Regions from separate parts of the Homo sapiens genome. Here region 2 is linked to region 1. Evidence: read pairs that join two places in POLR2A ChIA-PET (ENCODE). Cell type or tissue: GM12878. All regions are shown on one strand. Each heading gives the region's core, and the rest is flanking DNA. Links, peaks and the distances in the headings are about the cores only. Region 1 overlaps R3HDM1 (R3H domain containing 1). Region 2 overlaps R3HDM1 (R3H domain containing 1).

What was found. Peaks named below come from ENCODE experiments on the same cell type or tissue, not always from the same donor. Only the 100,000 strongest peaks of a DNase experiment are listed, where the experiment ranks them.
Region 2: POLR2A ChIA-PET joins it to region 1 with 7 read pairs; 2 of 35 experiments call an interaction of 5 or more read pairs at or near these places.

Annotation. Positions count from the first base shown.
Region 1 is chr2:135,609,301-135,621,896 of GRCh38, forward strand. It overlaps R3HDM1 (R3H domain containing 1), which reads left to right. Exons shown (of 27, transcript NM_001378107.1): 4 at 6,852-6,893; 5 at 7,368-7,457; 6 at 12,194-12,308. Among named protein-coding and RNA genes, the nearest start is that of MIR128-1, 50 kb to the right of the region's middle. In GM12878, for the core only: no CTCF peak of the experiment used is centred there; a DNase peak (open chromatin) is centred at 6,281.
Region 2 is chr2:135,698,275-135,706,759 of GRCh38, forward strand. All of the region lies in intron 21 of R3HDM1 (R3H domain containing 1), which reads left to right. Among named protein-coding and RNA genes, the nearest start is that of MIR128-1, 37 kb to the left of the region's middle. In GM12878, for the core only: no CTCF peak of the experiment used is centred there; no DNase peak of the experiment used is centred there.

The DNA.
Region 1 (12,596 bases), core at 1,853-9,852:
AATATTTTATAGAAATTTTAGGATTACTTTCATAAAAATTTCTTAATACTTCAGAGCTAATTCAAGAAACCTGTGTGCATTAACGTCAGGAAGTTAACTGTCCCACATAATTGCCTTGGAGTTGTTCTGAATTGTTGATTATGGTCTCAAATAATTATCTGACAGGTTTTTGGTTAGGAATTTTTCTGCTGCCACACACTGTTCCTGTTGAGAATGTAGAGGTACATTTCGGACTTTATATTTTTATGAAACATTTGGAAGGTTGGGGTGGTGGATGCCAGGTTTCTAAATCCAGAAAAATGTATTTTGTTAGACTATGAGTATCCCTAATCTTTAACATGGGTTAATTGGATGGTGGGGAGTATTTGCTTTGATTTCCTGTGTATAACTCACCGATGGGTTTCCATTGTTTGATTTTCTTCGCGGATAGGTTTTTCAGATTACAATTAGTCTAAATTAGCCTGGTGCGGTGGCACATGACTGTAATCCCAGCACTTTGAGGAAGGCTAAGGCAAGCGGATCGCTTGAGCTCGAATTCAAGACCAGCCTGGGCAACATGGCGAAACCCTGTCTCTACCAAAAAAAATAAAAAAATTAGCTGGATGTGGTGGCATGCACTTGTAGTCCCAGCTACTCAAGAGGCTGAGGTGGGAGAATTGCTTGAGCCAGGGAGATCGAGGTTGCAGTGAGCTGAAACCGTGCCACTCTACTCCAGCCTGGGTGACAGAGTGAGACCCTGTCTTAAAAAAAAAAAATTTAAAAAACTTAGAGTAAATTATTTGTGTTGATTTTTACAGTCATTTATTTTAAATATAAAATTCAGAACTCTGTGCTCTGCTTATTAAAGGTTCAAACTCAACTTTCCCATTCTTTTACAGTTGTATCTTTGTACTTAACAAATAGTTTGTCCAGGGATGTTCATCTGTATACATGTGTATATGCACACAATTCAAAACATATCTGGGAACAGTTCAAACAATGCCTCTCCCTCACATTATTATTAACAATAGGATAGGGAGTCCACATTGTGTTGGTAACCCTTGTCATGGAGAAAATAAGAGAGCTGATTTCTGTTAAAAACTAGGCCTTGTGTGCCAGAGTCAATGAATAGCTCTGACATACGTGAGTCAATTTTCCATACACAGAGTTGGCTAAAGTACATGTTTTGTATATTCTGTTTCAGTAGTAAGCCCTTCGATAATCAAGATGAGACTCTTATGTCTTGTATCCCTCAAGTTAATTCCAGTGCATTTCTTTAAAAGAGGTTTGGGCAAGAAAGCAATGAATCTAATAAGGCTATCAGAAAAGTTCAGAACACAATGCCACGCTTCTTCGACAATGAAGGCAGTACATAACAAATTCCCTCATTTGCTTGGAAAGTATTGATGAAACAATTAACTTATTTCATTAATCTGTTAAGAAATGAAGTATTTTTTTAAAGGACTGAATAAAAGTCTCTTTATATAAAATCATTCAAATAATAATCTTAGCTATTTCCTGTTTGTCAAACAAAGATTAAAAGCATGTATGTGGCAAAGCGTGGTGGCTCCTGCCAGCACTTTGGGATGCCGAGGCAGGAGGTTTACCTGAGCCCAGGACTTTGAGACCAGCCTGGACAACACACGAAGACTTTGTCTCTACAAAAATAAAAATAAAAAAATTATTCATGCGTCACGGTACATACCTGTAGTCACAGTTGTTTGGGAGGCTGAGGTGGGAGGATGACTTGAGAGTTCAAGGCTGCAGTGAGTTAGGATTGCACCAGTGCACTCCAGCCTGGGCAACAGAGTAAGACCTGTCCCTTAAAAAAAAATAAAATTTAAAAAAAAAAAAAAGGATGGCTGCGCACGGTGGTTCACGCCTGTAATCCCAGCACGTTGGGAGGCCGAGGCAAGCAGAATGCTTGAGTCCAGGAGTGTGAGACCAGTTGGGGCAACATGGCAAATCCCCATCTCTACAAAAAAACACAAACAATTAGGCATGGCGGCTACTCTGGAGGCTGAGGTGGGAGGATCATCTGAGCCCAGGAGGTCAAGGCTATAGTGAGCTGTGATTGCACCACTGGACTCCAGCCTGAGTGACAGAGTCAGACCCTGTCTCAGAGAAAAAAAGATATATGTAATGTACCTAGTACATAGAGCCTAGCAAATGGTAGGTGCTATTAACAATGTTATAATTGTTACTATTAGCAATAACACGATTCTATGGCTTCTCAAAAATTTGTGGCTTTATTGTCATGCAAGATTTTTTCTTTAGTAATAAAACAGAGTAAAACTTAATTTTAACATAACCTCCCCACATTTTCAGTACAGTAGTTTTAATTCTATTAAGTTCTGTATCTGTATGCTGTATTTTTATTGTTTTTTATTAATATTGAATGAGTTCAACTTTTTAAAACTTATGATACATTTTCCATAGTATATTTTTATAATTATTTCTAGGATTTGGTACTCTTTCTACTGAACTTGGGTCATATGCACATATGGTAGTTCTTTTAAGCACATTTACTTTTCACGGTGCTTTCTTGTGCTGCGTAAAGATGTTGGCTACATCTTGTAGATGTAGAAATGCTTTTGCATACTTACCGTTTGTACTTCTTTGGATAATTTTCATGTACATCACCAGTGGGATGGGATGATCCTGTATCTTCATTTATTATAAGGAATAACTATAAACCAGATAGTTTGTGACTTTCTCCACATACTTTTCGTTAGAATCTAAGAGTTAGGCCTTTGAGTATTTAACTCTGTGCTTTATGGCTCGAAAGATTAAATGTTAAAAACAAATTAGTGATTGTGTTTAGTTTATTGATTTTTAAAATAGCTCTCCCACCTCAGAGAACTTTGTATTTTTCATTTATTCCAGTAGAAATTAGCATCCTGGCATCCATTATTTTTACTGCCCTGACCTTAACTAGACATGGAACATTTTAATTCATTATCTTCCTTACAATTGCCACTAATCTTTACTATTACCTAGAAAAGTACTGAGAATTCGTAACCTCTTCAAGGTGTTTTGAGTCTGGTTGAAAGGGTGTAACCATTATAATTTTTCTTCATAACAATTATTAATTACAAAGAGAAAATTATTCCTATTTTTTAAATGTCAGATTTTCTTAGTTGAGTGATATTTAATTGGTTATTTTTGTGCTAATACATATATAACTCATAAGGATTGCTCTGTTTTTTTCAGTTCTCCAAATTCTAGTAGCTGGTAACTCTGACAACGTATTAGTATCAATTTCAAACTGAAATTCTATTAAGGATGTTTCATATTCTGCACCCATTTTTTCGCCTAGTTCCTGTCTTATACTTCAGTATAAAACAATGTAAATTATAAATTGGGGACTTTGTCCCTAAGCCTTCTAAATTCTAATATAAATAGCATTTCTCTGGACTAATACAGGTCTATTAAACAAGCTGCTAAATTTTTGCTGTGACAGTGAAATTCTGCTAAGGGTGAAAAGTGTGCTCTAAATAATAAAATCCACTTTTAAAATAATTACATATCAAATAGAGGGAATTGCTACTTAAAGCCAAATCTGGCTGCCAAGTAGATTACAAAAATATGAAATAAAATGTTTACTTTAATAAACAACTTGTTTTCTCTGCTTTGTTATGTATGTATGGCATATTTTCTAGTACATATAATTTCTATTTGCTGTTTGAAAGGAAATCGAAATAAATTATGTTATTGAACAATGCCACTTTAGCAATTTATGGTTTACTTATATAGTAGTGTATTAGTTTTCTATTGCTGCATAAAAATTACCACAAACATAGAGGCTTAAAAGACAACACCCATTATCAGCTCACAGTGGGCCCAACTGTGTTGTCCGCTTAGGGTTCTATGAGGCCAAAGTCAGCCAGGCTGGGCCCTTTTCTGAACGCTTTGGGAAAGAATTTGCTTCAAGGCTTATTCCAGTTGTTGACAAACCTTAGTTTGTTGAAGCTGTAGGTCTGAGGTCCTGTTTTTTGGCTGGTTGTCAGTAAAGGCCACTCTGTTCTGAGAGGCTGCTCATAGTCCTCCTTACATGGCCCCTCTATCTTCAAAGCCATCAACGATATGTCGAGTCCTTCTCACGCTTTAAATCTCTCTGACTTGCCCCCGTGCTCCCACCAGAGAAATGTTTGAGCTTTTATAGGGCTCACTTGATTGAATCAGACTCACCTGAATCTTAAATTGTATCTTAAGGTCACTTGGCTTGGAGCTTAGTTAACAAATGCATAAATCCAGCAGGGTATGGTAGTTCACACCTGTAATTCCAGCACTTTAGGAGGCCAAGGCGGACTGCTCAGTTGAGGTCAGGAGGTTGAGACCATCCTGGCCACCCAGTGAAACCCTGTCTCTACTAAAAATACAAAAATTAGCTGGGCATGGTGGCAAACGCCTGTAATCCCAGCTACTTGGGAGGCTGAGGCAGGAGAATTACTTGAACCTGGGAGGCGGAAGTTGCAGTGATCCAATATCACGCCACTGCACTCCAGCCTGGGCGACAGAGTGAGACTCAGTCTCAAAAAACAAAAAAGCAAAATCCTTTCTTAGCAGTACCTTGATTTGTGTTTGATTAAATAACCAGTGGATGGGAATCTTGGGTGCCATCTTTAGAATTCTGTCTACCTCAGGTAGAATTTAATCCACAATAAAGTTTTTTAAAATATATTAATTGCACTGGACTAAGATTCTGAAGATATGGGGTTCTGTTTGACTTTAGTAACTAATTCTGGACTGTGAGGTCTTTAAGACCAGGAACTATGTCTTATTCATCTTCATAGCTCTAGTGCCTAGCACAGTACCTGGTGTACAGCAGGAACCTAAAACATGTTTGTTAAATGAAGTCAAATTAAGATAATTTTACTTCTCTGTATCTTCCTTTATCTTTTCCTCATTTTCATCAAAGCCTCCTCGTAGATTAAAAGTGAGATAAATACATGTGTAAGTCTATGAATATTCTCAAGCATTACGATAGGAACAATATACAGCACCCCCATTTTATAGACTTTTTTTTAAATTAGCATTTGTTAGATTAAGTAATTTTTCTTAATCTCATTGCTAATAAGCAGAGGCAGCACATTGGTTTTCTGACATGGTCAGTTCCTAACCTTTAATAATCGATTACATTTATGACACACTTTAGAGTTTTCAAAGCCCCTTTGTTAGCTACGCTTTCACTGAATCCTTTCAAGAATCCTGTGAATTAGTGCAAGTAGTATGAACTTTTAGACAGATAAAAGTAAACTGAAGTAATTTGACCATGGTTACCCACTAATAAGAAGCAAATTCAAAAATTTAAGTCCAGCTTTTCTGCATATGAATACAGGATTTACATTGACAGTTAATGACCCCTTTCCTTTTAGAATTTTTAATAGAAGATTTTATACCAGTGATACTTAAAATTACAAGAGATTAAAGCAGAGGACTGGGAGTAAGTCACAAATTATTTTCCCTTCTGCTTCTTCAGAACTCATTTAGGTATGTGCATTTTCATAGTATTCACCTGTTGCTTTTCTCTCTCTTTTTTTTTTCCTGTAATCCCTAGATGGTGGCATCTACCACCTAGACTAGATGGTAGTACAATTTATTTTACTTTTATTGTTAGATGTGAGTTACAGTTAATTAGAAATCCTCTTGAACAAGTTAGAGAGTAGGTAAAAACAGAAGACAATACCAACATGCAGAAGACCTCTTAGGTGGCACTGCCATATTCATGTGTGCGCACACATGCTATTTTCTTCTGTATAAGAAACAAAGTCATTTTTCTTTTATTTTTTCTATTTTCCTTTTGTTGTTCTGTAGTTTGTATAATCTAGGGTTAAAATCCCAAGAATACAGTGCTTTTTAATTTTGAAGAACTTTTGGCTCAAAATGGGAGCAGGACATACTGGTACTGTAGACTCTTGTTTCTGTTGACTCTACAAGGAAGGCCTTTTTGAAATAAAATGATGGGTTTTTTTTTTTAATGTAAAGCATACTAGTCTGGATATTAAGGATTTTGTATCTGTTTTATGTTTGTTACCAGACTGGCTCCCTCATGTTAAGAAGTAAAAATGATAGATACTTTTGCCGTGTACTATTTGGTGTTGGGTTTGGGGAGGAAAATTGGAAGAAAGGAGTGTTTAAAACCTATCTGGCTCTGGTTCACAGGTGCTTCAGCTGGTTTCCCAAACCAAAGCTTGTATCACAAACTTGAGTTAGTTTGCCTTACCGCATTCTCCAATCATGTGACTGATGGTCGGCCTGTCAGTCATGCTGGACATCCGTATTGGAAGTCTGCCCTTTTTTCTTCCTTTCTGCTTCATTGCCTCACCTCAGACCTGATGAATAGGTTTCTATCACTAATAAACTGGTGGTGTACTTTATACAGTGTTGAAACACCTCAGTAGATTTGTGGTTGGACTCTGACTTACTGTGCATTTGAAACATTAAGTTTGGAACTTTTCTGAGTTTATCCACCTTTAACTGCTGGTTTTTGTGTGTGTTCTTTTTCCTTAACCTTGGCTAAACTATAATATGTTGTAAAATAATGAAGTATATTTTATTTCACTACCAAGAAGTCACCATATAAGTTCCATTGTACTCAATTAACACAGAAATTGTGGCCATTTGCTGATTTAAAGAAAAATGCCTAAGAAAGAAAAATAATAAAAATGCCAACCTATCAGGATTTTAAAGAAACTTCTGCAAGTGTGCTTCTGGGAGGAATCAGTACTCCTTTACTGAAACCAACTTTGATTTCCTCACTTTTCATACTTTATGCACAGTTAGTTTTTCTGTGGTTTAGGACTATGAATTAAGAAGCAAATTTTCTGTTTCAGTATGAAATTTAATACAAATCTTTCTTGTATATTCAGCGGCCATTGCAGTCATTTGGACAGACAGGAAAAAGGTCTAAGGTATAGTAAATATTTTGGTGTGCTGGCATGCCAAGGGCCTTCCTTCATGCTTGATGAATCCTTGTTTTCATATAGCACTACATTCAGTTTAGTTCTTCCATATTTTATGGGGGGCAGAAAGCTTATTTTGTTTTATTTGGGATTTTTGTCTTGCCTAGTCGCTTTTGTGCATTGCTTTTTTTATCTTGATGGTTCTTTATCTGTAGAGAAAATCGCTTTCTCACCATTTTTGGGGATATGAAGTTGGAATTATTCCCATTCTTTCTATTGCTATAATTTTCAAAACTGCAAATGTTTGTGTTCCTTCTTAACAAAGGCCTTCAGTAGTGTTTAATGATATATTTAACTTGCACATTTCATCTACTGTTATACATGGCAGAAACTATAAAGAAACTTAGAAACTCTTTCTAGGGGGCTTTTGGATATGCCCTAGATTTCTGAAATGTAGTGTTAATTATAAATACTTCTCTTTAGTCAAGCTCAAAGTTAAAGCTAGTTCGGAGCCTTGCAGTGTGTGAAGAATCTCCACCACCCCCTGCACCAGAGATATCACAGGAGAACCAGGTAAAAAAGCAAAACAAATGTTATTTCAAGACATGGTGGAACTGGAGAATTTTTGTATATGATTTAAGTTGTGTTTGTTATATTTGTTTTATTTTGACTAAATGAAACTTATTCAATAATACTTGGCACCCAAGAGATATATGAAAAGTTAGAAAACCTCTTTGCTTCAATCTAAGGCTTAGAGCAATTATTACTCTTCTGGAAGAACTTAGGAATCATGTAATTAATTAGGAATGTGGCTTTAAGAAAGTTATAAATTAATTTTTATAAAGTTAAAAAATGTTGGTCGGGTGCAGTGGCTCACGCCTGTAATCCCAGCACTTTGGGAAGCCGAGGTGGGCACATCACGAGGTCAGGAGATCGAGACCATCCTGGCTAACACGGTGAAACCCCATCTCTACTAAAAAAAATACAAAAAAATTAGCCGGGCATGGTGGTGGGCGCCTGTAGTCCCAGCTACTCGGGAGGCTGAGGCAGGAAAATGGTGTGAACCCAGGAGGCGGAGCTTGCAGTGAGCCCAGATCGCACCACTGCACTCCAACCTGGGCGACAGAGCGAGACTCCATCTCAAAAAAAAATATATATATATATTAAGGTAGCATTTCCAGTGAATATAATTGTGGTGAAATTTGCCCTTTTAGTTTTACCTTTTAGAAATTTCTCAGATACTTAATGCTTGTTTGTAAAGAGACCAGCCAAGACTTCTTCTTGATAGGTTATTTAACGTAACCTGAATGCATGGTGAAACCAATTTTCATATTAGCTTGGCTCTTTAATAGTTATCTAGTATTTCTAATTTCTCACATATCTATTCTTGTAAAATTTAGAACAGTGAGGTTTAGGCAAACCATTTAGTTTGCATTCTTTTTAATGCTATGACTACTTTTCTGTTAATCTCAGCTATGGGTTGATCTCTGTCTCATGTTACATCTGTATATTTATGCATAAATATTTTTGGATCCTTTACCAATGTTTATCTTGTGATAACTTTGCCTAGTGGCTAGTTGTACTTAATAAGAGTTTGAGCAACTTAAAATGCTCCTTTATCCCAAAAAACAGTTTCCAAGGAATTTGGGCAATTTTGTGGTTATTTAAGAAGCCATGACTGATCCATGACATGTACATCTTTTTTATAAAGTAAATATCATTATACATTTGGTGATTCAAACTAAAATTGTTAAACTTTCCCTTGATTTACATGATACCCTCAAAAGCCTATTACAGATATTTAGGATAGTTGTCACATATTTAGAATATGCACTGTTTTTGAAAAGCACTACATTTTATTGCTTGAAAATGCAAGGAAAATGTTTTGAAATAGATTGTTGTCAATGAAATGTACTTAAAAATCTGTTTGCTTTGACATTTCTTTGCATCAGAAACATAGGGCTGAAAATTAATTTATGATTTTTTTTTTTTTTTTGAGACGGAGTTTCACTCTTGTTGACCGGGCTGGAGTGCAATGGTGTGATCTCAGCCCACTGCAACCTCCGCCTCCCAGGTTCAAGCCATTCTGCCTCAGCCTGCCGAGTAGCTGGAATTATAGGCACCCGCCACCACGCCTGGCTAATTTTTTGTATTTTTAGTAGGGACGAGGTTTCACCATGTTGGCCAGGCTGGTTGCGAACTCCTGACCTCAGGTGATCCACCTGCCTCTGCCTCCCAAAGTGCTAGGATTACAAGTGTGAGCCACCGCGCCCGGCTGATTTTTTTTTTTTTTTTTTTTTGATGTATCTACATAGGAGATAGCTGTATGCATTTATTTGATATAATAGATGCATTTTAGCAATGAAATAGACTTTCTAGCAAAAAGCAGAAATACAGTCAAAGTATTTACTAAATCCTTGCTTGGAGAATATTTTCAAATATTAACCTTTGGCTTTTGCATGATTGTAATAAAGCTGAAGAGCTATATAATACAGTCTGAAAAAAAACCAATAAAATTGTTTTTTGAAACAGCACTTTTAAAAAGTTCTTTTGGCCAGGGACAGTGGCTCGCGCCTGTAATCCCAGCACTTTTGGGAGGCCAAGGCAGGTGGATCATTTAAGGTCAGGAGTTCAAGACCAGCCTGGCCAACATGGTGAAAACCCATCTCTACTAAAAATACAAAAATTAGGCAGGTGTGGTGGCACACGCCTGTAATCCCAGCTACTTCGGAGGCTGGGGCAGGAGAATCGCTTGAACCCAGGAGGCAGAGGTTTCAGGGAGCCGAGATTGCGCTATTGCGCTCCAGCCTGGGTGACAAGAGCGAAACTCTTATCTCAAAAAAAAAAAAAAAAAAAGTTATTTTGTACAAGTCAGAGTAAAGAATACGCCTGTTTGGGATGGAGTAGTAGGCAGTGTAATGTTTTTGAAAATTCATTTCTTTGTTCTGTTGACCAAAAAACAGATGTTACACCATCTTAGCTTCATGACAGTCTAAAGAGATTGAGGAAAGAAGGGTCAGGCATTCATAAATCTGTTAATACAGAGGAAGCGTATACTTTTTGAAAAAACAAAAGCTGTACCATGACCCTTGTTTTTTGTAGTGCATTTTACCTGTTTGAAAAATCTTGAGGGAGAGCCTGTTATGGTACTAAATTTGGCTAGTGAAAATTTATATGAAGAAAAAATAACAGGAATATATGTTGTGTATTGATATATACATTATTGATCATAGATAATTTTTTGTGTTGACAGTTCAAAAAGATGAGTTATGGCATGTGGATAATGACTAAAGAAGTTATATCAAAAGTCAATTATTTCCCTTAATATATTCTTTCTCAGTTTCTCTTAGATACAATAAGCTTTTTCTTTTTGGATAATTGCCTATGAATACAATCCTCTGAATAAAAGATACTTCTTCTAGTAGGAAGTCTTTTTCCAAGCCTTGAGATAAATAAATTGCACCTGAGTGGAAATTGGAAAATAAATTATTTCTCATGAAAGGTACTAGTATCTAATCCTTGATGGTAGACACAGTTTCCAACTAATTTGCTTGATTCAGAATGTGATTTTTGAGGAATTAATCTGGAATAAAACTCATTATTCAAAAAGTTGAGAGGCAATTAAGAGAGAGATGTCACTTGTATCTGATGAGAGCTTGTGAGAGGGAAGTGACCTCAATAACAGATGTTATTGACAGAGTGAAGAGTAAAGGAATTGCAGTTTCCTATGGAGAGGTAGCTATTATTCCAGTTATTTATAGTCTGAAGATTTTGTGTATAAGAACTTCAGTGTTTAAAATATATCTTGTTTATTTGCTACTGAAAACTAGGCCAACTGAAGACAGGCCTCAGTACATTAAGCTTACAAGATTTTAAAAATATAGTTCATCTTGATAAAATAGTTTAGTATCTGTAATTAAAATATATGGCTTTTTGAGGAGAGCTTAGAAATGAAATCTGCTAGTTACTGGAAGTGCCTTTTAGTGAAGATCTAAGAGGAGGTAGTGTGAAATCTTTTCTCCCAGCCTGGATTTCACTGGGTTCCTCTTGAGTAACCAGAATAGTAGTTACAAGTCAAGAAAACTTCTAAATATTATACTTCTGAAAAATAGTTCTGGGATTCATTTCTAGATACCTGTTTTACAGTTATGAAAAGCGTAAAGAAAGTGGGTTGGAAAATGAATCACAATAAGAAAAATTACTTACTGGTTGATGAGTGTAAGGAAGTTGCCAGTGTCTTTGGTAAACAAGACAGAGAGTGCAAAAAGCAAGTGTTTGTCATCCTAGTAAAAACTGCCAGTGTGCATCATTTACCCTATATTATGAACACAAATTTTAACTGGTATGATGAATTAAGAAGAAGAAAAGAGATGAAAATAGCAGGTAGCAGTCCTATTGGGGTAAAAAGTCTACGTGTCTGATTGATGGTTTTCTTGACTATAGAACAACAGTATAATTTAGTCTAAAAATAGGCTACACTTTTATCTTTAGTAAAACTGGTGTAGAATTTATTATAGCTTTCTTTATAACTTTACCTAAGTAAACAGAGCTACATGATTTTTGCCTTTTCTGTGTGGATTAATTTCTAGTAATCCCTTTGGGTTCTGGAATTACATGTAATGGCATTGTTTTTAAAATAAAACATGAATTCTCCTTTCAGTCTTACAGAATGTGGTTACTTTACAATTAAACATTACGTATCTGTAAGGATACAATTTTGTTTGAAATCTTTCTAAAAAACTGTGGTGATTGAAGGATTGACAGTGATATATAAATCTCAAAAAGGAAATAAAGCTGTGTGCCGTTGATTTTGGAAATGTTTGTACTTAACATTTTTATATGGTAGGAGAATGAAGGAATGTGTGATTATAATGGATACTCAGAAACCTGATTTTTATTAATCATTGACTTGACACTTATACATTCGTATTGTCATGATTGATGATAATTATGCTCTTGCTTGGCATCTTCCTTGCAAAAATAAGTTAAGAAGACCTGAGTTCTCATCCTCCGGGGATTTTACAAGTTGATGCACTTAAACTATAATAGAAAACATTTATTTTCTCTATAATGTTGAGGATTTGTTTTAATTGATATATTCAACTCAGAACGTTAGTTTTACATTTTATATAAAGTATTTGATAAAAGTAGTAAAGTATTATTAAGTTGTTTTTTAGTTTGAAGAATCCAGTTGGGTAAAATAATCTTTTTCCTCTGTACAATTCTGTGTTACTCAAAAAATATAAATGTGTGGTATTAAATGAATTGTATTGTATTTTCATTGAATAATTGACTTTGCCTTCCAACAGGAGAAAATTCAGATCCAGTTAACACAATCATTTGAGAAAGAAGAGAAGCCCTCAAAAGATGAAGCAGAAAAAGAAAAGGCCAGTGATAAGTTGCCCAGAAAAATGTTATCAAGAGGTTTGCAGTTCTTTTGTTTTTTTTTAAAAAAAAATTTTGCTATCAGTAATTCCATCCTTTTCCCCTTGAATAATTATATATAGTATATCTTTATGTAAAATGACACAGAACAGACTGGAAGGATGATACAGTACTTAACTCATCTGGGCAAAATGGTTTAACACAGTTCCATATATCAGTAAGACGTTTCAGCCAAAAATGCAACACATAACAGACGTTGAGGACATCTTAATCTCTTACTGGTCCCTCACTCATAGTAAAATACTAAAGTCATTATAATTTTTATAT
Region 2 (8,485 bases), core at 1-8,000, 87 kb after region 1:
TCAGCCTCCCGACTAGCTGGGACTACAGGCACCCACCACCACGCCCAGCTAATTTTTTGTATTTTTAGTAGAGACGGGGTTTCACCATATTAGCCAGGATGGTCTCAATCTCCTGACCTCGTGATCCGCCCTCCTCAGCCTCCCAAAGTGCTGGGATTACAGGCATGAGCCACCGCACCCAGCCAAGGCAGGGATGCTTCTAAGATACTAGCAATGTTCTGTTTCCCAATCTGAATGAAGTTACATAGATAATTATTTTGTTATTATACTTAATTTAAACTGTAATATATTTCTAAGCACTCTATATTCGTCTGTTCTCGCATTGCTATAAAGAAATGCCTGAGACTGAGTAATCTATAAAGAAAAGAGGTTTAATTGGCTCACAGCTCCGCAGGCTGCATAGGAAGCATAGTGGCTTCTAGGGAGGCCTCGGGAAACTTCAATTATGGCAGAAGGCAAGAGGGAAGCAGGCACGTCTTACATGGCTGGAGCCCGAGGAAGAGAAGAGTGGGGGGAGCACCACACACTTTTTAAAGAACCAGATCTCATGAGAACTCACTGTACAGTACCAAGGGGGAATGGTGCTAAACCATTAGAAACCACCTCCATGATCCAGTCACCTCCCAGCAGGCCCCACCTCCAGCGTTGGGGATTACATTGTGAATGAGATTTAGGTGGAGACACACATCCAAACAATATTACACTCAGATAGATAGATAGATAGATAGATAGATAGATAGATAGATAGATAGATAGATAGATAGATAGATAAGATAGATAAGATAGATTGATTAGATAGATTAGATAGATAGATAGATAGATAGATAGATTAGATATTCCAAACCCCAAAAAATAGCAAAATCATTCGAAGAGAGGCCTAAATATATAGAAGACTTTAGGAGAAAAAAAGCTAACAGAATGGGAGGAGAGGAATTGAAGACAATAAATAGAGACAGCCTTTGAAGAGAATTGCTTTCATAAGGATAAGCGTTGAATTGGATTCGTATATGGAGAGGATGAAGTCAAGACAGAGGATCCTTTTTTGATTGAAAGATAGATGCATGTGTTTGTATGCTGAAGGGAAAGGCTTAGTAGATACAGAAGATTTGCCTCTGCAAGGGACAAGAGAGAGAGTTGTAAGGTCCCCAGGGAGGGTGAGAGCCACCACAAAAATGGAAGCGGGTTAGCCTTAGATAACAGTGCAGAGGATTTCATGGGCAGTAAACGAGGACAAGGAGAGTATAAGGATACAGATATGGGTAGATGGATAGATATGGCAGCAAGAGAAATTCTCTTCTGATTGCTTTGCTTTTCTCAGTGAATTAGTCAAGATATCAAGTACATTATCAGAGTAGAAGAATGTTCTAAAGTTTTGTAAATGTAGAAATCCATTACAGCTATATTAAGACTAATATTCAAAGGAAAGAAGCAAGATACAGGGGAAATGTGACAAGTATGCCTAATAAAAGCTTATTATATAGAACATTTTTATCACTTCTCTATGTTCTAAGATGGTAACAGTGAGACTACAAGTAAATAATCCATAGAGATAAATTGTTACTCGAAGAAAACTGATAGTAAGTTTTCACATGGGAAAATGTTGTCTTACCAGCAATCCAAAAAATGAGAATTAAGGCAACTTGAACACAAAAAGTAGGCTAAAACATATAGTTAGCAATACTGTGCATAGAGACGTTTAAACATTACTGGTTGCTAGGCATATCAAGCCCATTTTTCTATAAATCAGTCGGGATATTTAACAAAATGCAAAATTGCTGTACTTTTAAATTCTACCTCTAAAATTTTATCACAAAGATAATCCACCCCAGAATTTAAATTGTGGCTAAACAAATTATAACAGTGCTATTATTAACATAAGAATCCAAATAAAAAGATGCAAAAAAAAAAACATGGAGTAACCTGGTAACCTTTGAATAGTTTAAATTTTCTTCTCCATTTATTTTTCTGCTAGGCTGATTAAGTTTAGCTTAAGTCATAGTGAGATTTACTTAGTTGTCACAGACCGTTTCTCAGATAGTGGGACCAGTGAGTTTTAAAGGTGTTTGTTCTGTGTTAATTGCTCCAGTATCTTCAATTCAGAAGAATAAATGTTTGATATTCAGGCTGCTATAGTTCACAAATGGATTTTATTGATGACTTACAGCATTTTAAGTGAATAGAGCACATGTCTATTAAGTAATATTATTAAGTTCAGGAAGCTTGCTTAACTGCCATTGACAATAAGATGTAGGGTGGTTTAAAAAGGCAGAAAACCAAATGACTTAACACACCTTGACAACTGTTCATAAATTTTCAAAGACATCGCTTCTAGTAGTCACTAAAAGCTGTAGTAGATGTATGACTTGCTTTTCAAATGAATCAATTATTGCTTGAGAAGAATACACTTGTTCCTATTCTCCCATCTAAAAAATAATTTGAAATAGCAGCCATGAAATATTTACAAAAACATAAAGAGAAAAGACACATGATGGCAGTTTATTTTCATGTGGAATTTCCCATGCTATTAATTTTCCTAAGTCTCGACCTTTTGTGGGTGATTTCATACAACAGGATTTTGTAAATACTTTTCATGTACAGTAGTCCCCCTTATCCAGAGGGTATATGTTCCAGGATCTCCCAGTGAATGCCTGAAACCATGGAATTGAACCCTGTATGTACTATGTTTTTTCCTATACATACATGCCTCCGATAAAGTTTTAATTTATAAATTAGGCACAGTGATAGATTAATAACTAATGATAGAACAATGATAACAATATACTGTAAGAAAAGTTACAGGAATGTGGTCTCTCAAAATATTGTACATTGGCCTGGCACAGTGGCTCACGCCTGTGATCCCAACACTTTGGGACACAGAGATGGGAGAATCGCTTGAGGCCAGTAGTTTGAGAGCAGCCTTGGGCAACATAACAAGACCTCATCTCTACCAAAAAAAAAAAAAAAAAAAAACTATAAAAATTAGCCAGGTGCAGTGGTGCACACCTGTAGTCCTAGCTACTTGGGAGACTGACCTGATAGGATCACTTGCACCCCGGAGTTCAAGGTTACAGTGAGCTACAATCTTAACACTGCACTCCTGGGTCACAGAGCAAGACCCTATCTCCAAAAAATAATAATAAAGTAAATATATACACATGCATACATATAAATGTACTCATCCTTGTGGTGATGTGAGATGATGAAATGCATATGTGATGAGATGAAGTGAGGTGAGGTGAATGATTGTAGGCGTTGTGACATAATGTTTGGCTACTGTTGACTCTCCAACAGGATGTCAGGAGGAGGATCATTTGATTCAGGTGATCTAGATCATCAAGTCGTGACAGTGTTGATAGCTAAATGTCAGGAGCAAAGAGTGTCCATGACTAACAGGCAGCATGGATATGCTGGGCAAAGGGATGATTCACATCTTGGGCAGCACACCATGAGATTTCTTCATGCTACTCATAATGACATGCAATTTAAAACTTATAAAGTGTTTATTTCTGGCATTTTTAATACTTTTGGACCATGGTTGACTGAGGGTAACTGAAACCAAGGAAAGCAAAACCACAGATAAGGGGTGACTACTGTGTGCACCATTTTTATTCATTCTGCCATGTGCTTATTTATCTTGTTTTTAAACAGCTCTATTGAGATATAATTTATATACTATACAATTCACTTAACATGTACATTTCAGTAGCTTTTAGTGTATTTCCAAATGTGTGCAACCATCACCGTGGTCAATTTTAAAACATTTTCATCACCCTCAGAAAGAAACCCTGAGGTGGAAGCAACTCAAGTGTCTATCAACAGGTGGATAAAGAAAATGTGGTATGTACATACAGTGGCTTGAGCCAGGAGTTTGAGATTGCAGTGAGCTATGATTGCACCACTGCACTCCACCCTGGGCGACAGAGCAAGACGTTGTCTCAGGGGGAAAAAAAAAAAAAAAAAAAAAAAGGCTGGGCGCAGTGGCTCATGCTGGTAATCCCAGCATTTTTGGAGGCCAAGGTGGTTAGATGACCTGAGGTCAGGAGTTTTGAGACCAGCCTGGCCAACATGGCAAAACCCCGTCTGTACTAAAAAATACAAAAAAATGGCCGGGTGTGGTGGCTCACACCTGTAATCCCAGCACTTTGGAAGGCCAAGGCTGGCGGATCACAAGGTCAGGAGATCGAGACCATCCTGGCTAACACGATGAAACCCCATCTCTACTAAAAATACAAAAAAATTAGCCGGGCATGGTGGCAGGCACCTGTAGTCCCAGCTACAGCAGGAAAATGGCGTGAACCCAGGAGGGCAGAGCTTGCAGTAAGCCGAGGTCATGACACTGCACTCCAGCCTGGGCGACAGAGCAAGACTCCGTCTCAAAAAAAAAAAAAAAAAAAATATCAGGCATGGTGATGTGTGCCTGTAATCCCAGCTACTCGGGAGGCTGAGGAAAGAGAATCACTTGAACTTGGGAGGTGGAGGTTGCAGCGAGCCGAGATCGCACTCCAGCCTAGGTGACAGAGCAGGACTCCTGACTCAAAAAAAAGAAAAACATATAGAGTAAAGAGATCTCAGTCTAGGAACAGACTTAAGAGGTGGCAAAAGAGAGCAGCATAGAATCAACTATACTAAAACTGAAATTATTGTTTAGCAGGTGTTTTCTATCACTTCATTGACCCACTAAAGTGCTGTCTCTAACAGATCTGCTAATACGCTGCTTGATGATGGCTGGTTCATCCTAATGCGCTGGTCAGAATATGCCCCATCTCAAGATCAGTCATTCTCCAGGAGCATCAGAGACATCTTTGTGGTGAATTGTGTTTATGATACCTACCCTCCAATTTCTCAAGCCGAAGGCATCTTTTCCATTAAATATATAATGTAGACTCTTTTTTAGGTTTCATGCAAATACTTGTTTAAGTACTTAAAAAGTTCAGAGCTCCTTTTTAAGGAATATATTAGCCCTTCTTGCAGGTACTTCTGCATCCTACCTATTTATTAAATGGGAAATAATCCTCTTTGGGCAAGATTTCCAGCCCAGCTTCTAAGTTTCCTAGTAAAACATGAAGTATGTTTTATATGTGATACTGGAAGGCTGGATTTCTCTATAATTAACTGCATGCTGTAAATTTATTTTAGAATACAATTATGATATTCTGCAATCCAGCACCTGCCAGTGGCCTAACTGCTTGCTTTCCTTATCATCCTGGCAGTTATATAATCCCTGGGCTCACCATTTTATCTTAGCTGCCAAGAAACACAAAGCTACATTCAATGCTCTATGAAAGCAACAATCTTAGGGCAGGCGTCCCCACTCCCTTTTTTTAATACTTCATTTTTTAGTCAAATTCAGTTTTTTTTTAATGGCTCACATTAGGGAATAGATGAGCTATAAATTAATGCTTTTATAAATATGAGCATTTAACCAGAAAGCCCAGATAAATCAGCTATTAGCATTTAAAGGAAAACCCAAAAAATGACACATTAAAGATTTTGACATTTATTTTCATTAATTGAGCATATAGTCAAATTCTGATTAATTGAAAGTTTATATTATACTAGGTATATATACCCTCACCACAAAAAATATATATAAAATGGAAATTACTATGACTTTGAGAAAGCTTATGAGGCAGAAAGTTGGTGTTTTCTTCCAGAGACTACAAGCCTAGTTGAGCATCTGACCTGCAAATGAATTGGTTATTTATTCATTTATTTATTTATTTAGAGACAGAGTCTTGCTCTGTTGCCCAGGCTGGAGTGCAGTGGTGTGATCTCAGCTCACTGCAACCTCCGCCTCCTAGGCTCAAGCAGTTCTCCTGCCTCAGCCTCCTGAATAACTGGGATTACAGGCACCCACCACCACGCCCAGCTAATTTTTGTATTTTTAGTAGAAATGGGTTTCACCATGCTGACCAGGCTGGTCTCGAACTCTTGACCTCAAGTGATCCGCCTGCCTCAGCCTCCCAGAGTGCTGGGATTACAGGCATGAGCCGCCACACCCGGCTGAACTGAAGGTTTATATTGCAGAATATCAGCATAAACATCTTCAAATGGCCATACTCTGACATCTGCTGAAGTTTTCTGAAGCAGATTCAAATTGTTTCATTGAAATTAACTTTCTACTATAACATTTAAAAGCTAAACTTTTCAGTTTTCAAAAAGCATTTTAAAGTATTGTTTATAATTACAAAATGCATGCATGCTTTTTTTTTTTTTTTGAGACAGAGTCTCTTTCGCCCAGGCCAGACTGCAGTGGTGCCATCTCGGCTCACTGCAACCTCTGCCTCCCGGGTTCAAGTGATTCTTCTGCCTCAGCCTCCCAAGTAGCTGGGATTACAGTCATGCACCACCACACCCAGCTAGTTTTTGTATTTTTAGCAGAGATAGGGTTTCAGGCTAGTCTCAAACTCCTGACCTCAAGTGAGCCGTCCTCCCCGGCCTCCCCAGATGCTAGGATTACAGGCATGAGCCACCACACCCAGCCTCTTACAGAGTTTTAATGTAGCTGAAATCTTACTGTATATATTTCACTTATTGGTCATAGTAAAAATTTTTTCATCCTATTAAAAATTCATTAATATAATTTAATGATCATACTCTTACATTTTATGAATATACAATAATATATTTACCCTATTGCAGAACATTTAGGTCGTATCTTTTTACTTTATTGAACCATCTTGTAAGCAATTTTAATTACTCCCTTGGCATGAGTCCTTAGAAGGGAATTAGTAGGTTAAAGGATGTGACTGTTATTAAGGTCCATGGTACATTTTGCCAAAATCTTTGATTCACAGTCCCAATATGTACTGACTCCGCTTTACTGTTTTCACATTTCATAAATGGCAACATGTATTAATTTGGCTCTGTGATTATTAATGAAGTTGTACATTTTTATGTTTGGCTGTTTACACTTTGAATTATTTGGCCAAATCTTTCATCATAGTTTGGTAAGGCAAGTGCTAATTGCATGTTTAAGTGCTAATGGCATGTTTGTTGATGAAAGAGCTGAAGTTCAAATAACATGTTCAGACTCATATAACGAATAACAAGTAGAGTTGGAACACAGCCCTGTGCTCCCTTCTGACACCCAAATACATGGTGCTTTGCCCTAGGTCAGGTATTAAATGTCAAAGGCATTAAAATAGCAATGTACTGTCACTTGAATTTGCAAGATCTAGTGAATATATCTTAATATCAAGCATTGATATTGCTTGATATTAAGCAGTGGTGGGCGCTTGTAGTTAGCTACTCGGGAGGCTGAGGCAGGAGGATCACTTGAGCCCAAGTGTTCAGTGCTTCAGTAACCTATGATAACACCACTGCATTCCAGCCTGAGGAATAGAGTGAGACCTTGTCTGTTTAAAATAAATAAATAAATAAAATCACACTTTGATAAAGTAAGTTTCTAACTTTAAAAATACATTATATTTGTCATTTTTTTTATCATGGCTTCAATTCCAAAACATGGTAAGAATGAATAACTAATTAACTGGAGAGAAGGGGAATTTCTCTGAATTACCCTATAATGTTAAAGGAATAAGATGAGCACTGTAAAAAAACTCAGAAGAAGGACCGGGCACAGTGGCTCACGCCTGCAATCCCAGCACTTTGGGAGGCCAAGGCTGGCGGATCACGAGGTCAGGAGATCGAGACCATCCTGGCTAACATGGTGAAACCCCGTCTCTACTAAAAATACAAAAAATTAGCCGGGCGTGGTGGCGGGCACCTGTAGTCCCAGCTACTCGAGAGGCTGAGGCAGGAGAATGGTATGAACCCGGGAGGCGGAGCTTGCAGTGAGCCAAGATTGCGCCACTGCACTCCAGCCTGGGTGACAAAGGGAGACTCCATCTCGAAAAAAAAAAAAAAAAACTCAGAAGAAACCTGTGGGATATCCTATAATGTCTTTCATCAATCTCCAGTGATCTTGTAGAAGCATTTCACAGCAGTTTGTCTGGCTCTACCTTACGTAGAGAAGAGGCAGCTCCTAAACAGGAAAAAAATATTGGTAATAATTTTTATTGCAGTGGCCTTAATACAGTTGAAAGTGGATATTTTGATTTTTTTTTTTAGTTTACATATCCATAGTTTTGTTTTTGTTTTTGTTTTTGTTTTTGTTTTTTTTGAACATTCTTGGGTGTTTCTCGCAGAGGGGGATTTGGCAGGGTCATAGGACAGTAGTGGAGGGAAGGTCAGCAGATAAACAAGTGAACAAAGGTCTCTGGTTTTCCTAGGCAGAGGACCCTGCGGCCTTACGCAGTGTTTGTGTCCCTGGGTACTTGAGATTAGGGAGTGGTGATGACTCTTAACGAGCCTGCTGCCTTCAAGCATCTGTTTAGCAAAGCACATCTTGCACCGCCCTTAATCCATTTAACCCTGAGTGGACACAGCACATGTTTCAGAGAGCACAGGGTTGGGGGTAAGGTCATAGATCAACAGGATCCCAAGGCAGAAGAATTTTTCTTAGTATAGAACAAAATGAAAA